2 separate regions of the Homo sapiens genome follow, and region 1 is linked to region 2. A link is an interaction called in ENCODE POLR2A ChIA-PET data of the cell type or tissue named here. Cell type or tissue: OCI-LY7. All regions are shown on one strand.

Region 1 (2,500 bases), 480 kb before region 2:
CACTCCAGCCTGGGTGACAGTGCGAGACTCCATCTCAAAAAAAAAAAAGGAGTAAGTTGGTGGAGGCCACTGCTGCATTGCAGAGTGTATTTGGACAGTTAGCTTATTTTGATGAAATAAGTCCTCTGTAACAATTAAAGAATAAAATAAGTTATGGAACCAACCTCTGTTAGGCAGCTCCTCTAACTAGAGCAGTATTGGAAATGGGGTGTGTGTGTGTGTGTGTGTGTGTGTGTTCAGAGATCACTGTTGAGCACCAAGTTGCTGGTGAAGATCATTAGTGACAATTCCTGGAACTTGGCCAGGCTGCTGGCTTTGAAGCAAAGCTCATTGCAACACGGGTTCCTGCTGGGCTGGATGTCTGTGTGAAATGGATGGCAACAGGATGTCCCAGCAGCTGAAATGAAGATCCTGAAGGCAGAAGAGAAGCTTTAATGACTGCCCAAGCCGAGCAGTAGTGCTGGGGATGGTTGGGAAATTCAGTAGATGTTATGATGACTCGAGGTTTCTTTGGGACATCTAGAAGGCTGTGAGGCCGAGGAAGCAATGAGCAGCACACGTTGCTACAAGTTCTGAACTAGGTTAGCCATGGGCTACAGAAGGAGTAAACACATGGATTTTGCCCTCCAGCAACTTAAATTTGGGAAGACAAGATCCATAAAATAAGACAGTTTGTTGTTAAGGGCTAAGGGATCTAGGCATTTTTTAGATCAGATAATTTTTTTTTTTGATACATGGGGGTTTGGTATGGGCCTTTAAAGTATGGGACAGCCATCTGAAATACAACTTGATGTGCATAATCCAAGGCAAGATTCATCTCACTCAAGGTGCCAAATTAATAATGAACTTAATACAGAAAGCCATGAGCAGAGTATCAAGAGTTCTGGCTCTAGCCCCATTTATCTCTTTGGTATATCATTGAATCCCTCATGCTTCCTCGTCTTTCCTTTTTTTTTTTTTTTTTTTTGGAATGAAGTTTCGCTCTTGTTGCCCAGTCTGGAGAGCAATGGCGCAATCTCAGCTCACTGCAACCTCTGCGTCCCGGGTTCAAGTGATTCTCCTGCCTCAGCCTCCTGAGTAGCTGGGATTACAGGCGCCTACCACCATGCCTGGCTAATTTTTGTATATTTAGTAGAGACGGGGTTTCACCATGTTGACCAGGCTGGTCTTGAACTTCTGACCTCAGGTGATCCACCTGCCTCGGCCTCCCAAAGTGCTGGGATTACAGACATGAGCCACCACGCCCGGCTTTACTTCCTCTTGTCTTTCTAAATGGACCTGGTAATGCTTTCCCTTGGCAAATAAAAACAGAGGCATGTCTTTCCTCAAAGCCAAGTATGGTTGGGCTTTTCCACCCATTTCTTTTCTTCCTTATTAAAGGCACTAAAATAAATCTTCAGACATGTTAGGTTACCTATCATTAGAAATTTATTTTAGATGATCATTAAGGTATATCTTAGCGCTTAGCTAAATTCTGAAGAATACAAAGAGGCACGAGAGATGATAATCTGTTCATCTGTGGTGTTATTGAAATAAAGCACTGGATGTTAAATTAGTGAGTTGAGATCTCAGTATGGGAATCTACCACTTGCCAGCTATGAGACCTAGTCTTGCTTTTACTGTCTCATCTGTAACCTACTATAGATCTGAAAGCTTAAATAAGATAATTATATGAAGGCATTTATCTTTTGGATTATACCAAAAACAGATAAGGTGGAACTATTTAGCTGAGTAGACAGGCAATGACATATATAAAAACATCATTAATAAAATAGAGCAGTGTAAGATGAAAATATTAGGTAATATTATTTGAGTACTTAGTATGTACCAGGCAATGTATTAAGTATTTTATGTGCATTATGTCAACTCCCGATCTGGTAGTGTTGGAACTAAAATCTTCATCTAACTTGCTATTTTTATGTTTAAAGGTCTAGAGAAATTGAAGGATCCTTAAAGCACTGATTTGGACCTCCTTAACTTGTTAATTGTATTTTCTTTTAAAACCCTTTGTTCTAAAAGTAATGGAATTTGGGGGATAAAACCTGGAGGTGGCTGTGAATTGACCAGAAGGTTTACAAGTACCCATAAGGGCTGGCATTGTGTTAGACATTGTGGGCAAATTCATTCAGCTCTGGGACTCCATCTGTATTTCCCTTCGTGAACTCTTTTGCTGAATGTCCCATCATCCTTTGTCGAGATGAGGTCCTGTTCATCCTGTCTGCTTTCACAACATAAATGTTTTAGGAACTCTCCACAGACTGGCTGGATTGTCTGTTTGGGCTGTGAACAGATTGTGTGGGTGATGAGACAAGTAGGAAAAGACTCAGCGATCAAAAAAGGGGGAAGGAAAGCTCTTTCTCTTTCTCTTAGAATGGAGCTCGGATACAAAGGGTACTTCGTTAATCATGCCTCCTTTGTAATCAGAATGGGGGAGGTATTTTTTTAAACCACCACTATTTTGTCCTCTGTCTCATCCAAGTTAAGCCAACTGTGCAATGGC
Region 2 (2,500 bases):
AAAAAAAGAAAGTCTTCATATTGAAAAGAGGAGGAAACACTGATCTAGTCCAAGCTCTTTGTTTTACTGATGCAGAAAGGGAAAGGGAAGGGGATTGAGTAACTTGCATAAATTACACAGTTAACCAACTAACAGCTGAACCTAGATAGACCCTCGGTTTCTTGACCCTGGGCCCAGAGCTCTTCTTACCATCCATGTGACTGTTTATCTTTCAGAACCAACTTTCTTCAGGCCAATAAATGAGGTATTGCCTTAGAACAGAAATCATTTATATTTGGCCATGGAATTATATTAATGATTTATTTTTATAATGATTAATTATGAGAATTATAATTAGACTTTGCTTTAGCTAGTTTCAAAATCCATTTATAATCCCCTAAGCACAGGCCATTTGGCAATGCAAAAGACTAAGTAGCCCAAGAAGGGTTGATGAAAGTATGATTTTTAATTTGCAGTAGATAATTTACCTAATGAGTACTACTTATATAGAAAATTAAGACTTGGTTTTAGTTGCAAACATCATTTTAAGGAAGCTTAGCAGCCTACGTGGAATTTCAGGAGTGGACACATCTGAATATCCACAATTCTTGGTTTATATTCAGGCTGCACAACTTTAGTACCTATATGATGTTGGCCATGCTCACTCACTCCTCCAACCCTCAGTTTACACATCTGCAAAATGAGATACTTCTTTTCCAGTGTTGCTGTGGACATTAGCAGGCACACACATTTGGTGCTTGCACAAATGAGGTCCTAAGAGGTGGGTCCCTCTCATCTTACGTGAGGAAACTGAAGCAGATTAGAAATGACCCAAGGAAACCACTCCGAGTTCAGTCTGGAGCCCACTCCCCTAGGTTTTAATCATCCCCCAACTCAGTCCCTATCTGCTGAGGTTCCTGGATCCAGACGGTTCTTACCAAGGAACTGTCTGTCCCCACCACATGGATGGTTTTCCTGGCAGAGGTGTGCCCTGTGAGGGGGTCACTGCTCCTGGGGTTGGCATCGTGAGGCTGAGCCTGCAGGCTGCACAAGTATGTTCCACTGAGAGGCTGCCCTGGTGACTCCATTACTCACGCATCCCTGCCACACAGTGCAGCTGGGCCGTGGCCCCAGCACAGGGTTCATTTACATAGCTGCACAACAGGAAGCAGTCTAGTGTTTAGAGCTGCCCTGGCCCACTGAGAGCAAATTGTTTCAGGTGCTGTGGTGTGGGTTCTGGAACTGTGGGCTGTGCCTTTGGCGTCCACGTTAGCATCAGGAAGCAGTAGCCTTCTACTGCAACATTCTCCCTGCCTGCTGCTTGGTTCGGGGGTTGGGATTTTTGTTTTGCTTTGGTTGTTGTACACTCTCACGCTTGGCAGGCACAACCGGAAGAAGAGGTGGGCGTTGTGTCAGGCTGGGAGGGAGTGCCTTTGTGGAGCCAGGGTTCCTAATGAACAGACTCCTAGTTCTTCTCCCACAGTTCCTGCAAGTGAAATGGCAGATGTATGAGTCACTTCATAAGATGGGAACAGGAAGACATCCTGTTGATGCCAAGCCATTTTCAGTTCAGTGATGAGAATCTACCCCCCGCAAGAAAGTGTGTTTGTATCTTCCTCCTTTCCCCAGTGCAGAGGGGGTCAGCACCTGGCTCTTTCCCTTGTGAGAACTCCTCCACTTGGTTTAGCGCCCAGGAAATCAGCCCTGTCTTTCATTTGCATCTGTTATGTTATCAGAAGATCCTCTTTGCCAAAGATACTTTCTGTCTGAACTATTTTTAAAAAAATATTTTCCCTTGTTTTTTCCTTCTTTAGAATAATATTGTACTCTGTGATGGTTTAGGATTTTCTTTCATGGAAGAATTTTTTTATGTTTTTCTCACAGGAGCTTCACTGTTGTTAGTGAAGATCACTCAGAAATTATAGTATTTACAGTGATTCTCTGCCCCTTTTAATTGAATTCTCATAGTTCCTTTCTTAAATTATTTGGTATTCTTTATAATCATTATAAGAGGTCACATTTATTGAATGTTTGGAGGCAGGCACAATTTTAAGCACTTTACATATGCATTTCATCCTCAGATAGTTCCATGAGATGTAGAGACTGTTGCCACTCCCATTTTTGCAGATGAGGACGCAGGCTCCAATTAAGCAACTCCAAAAGTCACACAGTTAAATGGCAAGAACCAGAACTTAAGCCCTGTTCCTAATAACTCCCTTTGCCAGCATTCACTCAAAGTGTGATCAGCAGAACAATGATCTCATGAGATGTTCCTCGGAAAATATTTTTATGTGCAAATAATTTGGGGAAATGCTGCAAGCCACAAGCCTCTTGCCAGATCATAAATGTATCTTAGTGCAGGAAAGACCCTGAGAAGTCTTGCGTGAAAGAAGTCTGCTTATCATTGTGTGAACTAGGGCTTTCCAAAATACATGGCATGGAACCCATTTCAATATATACCTATTAAATTGTAATACATCTGAGGCCAGGCGCGGTGGCTCATGCCTGTAATCCCAACATT

What was found. ChIA-PET counts read pairs that join two places held together with the same protein. Peaks named below come from ENCODE experiments on the same cell type or tissue, not always from the same donor. Only the 100,000 strongest peaks of a DNase experiment are listed, where the experiment ranks them.
Region 1: POLR2A ChIA-PET joins it to region 2 with 19 read pairs; 2 of 35 experiments call an interaction of 5 or more read pairs at or near these places.

Annotation. Positions count from the first base shown.
Region 1 is chr1:68,211,919-68,214,418 of GRCh38, reverse strand. The region is part of intron 1 of WLS (Wnt ligand secretion mediator); the gene reads left to right. Among named protein-coding and RNA genes, the nearest start is that of WLS, 19 kb to the left of the region's middle. In OCI-LY7, no CTCF peak of the experiment used is centred here; no DNase peak of the experiment used is centred here.
Region 2 is chr1:67,735,118-67,737,617 of GRCh38, reverse strand. The region is part of intron 2 of GNG12 (G protein subunit gamma 12); the gene reads left to right. Among named protein-coding and RNA genes, the nearest start is that of GADD45A, 51 kb to the right of the region's middle. RefSeq lists an enhancer at 1,393-1,472. In OCI-LY7, no CTCF peak of the experiment used is centred here; DNase peaks (open chromatin) are centred at 1,127, 1,617, 2,155 and 2,335; H3K4me3 peaks cover 2,500 bases; H3K27ac peaks cover 2,500 bases.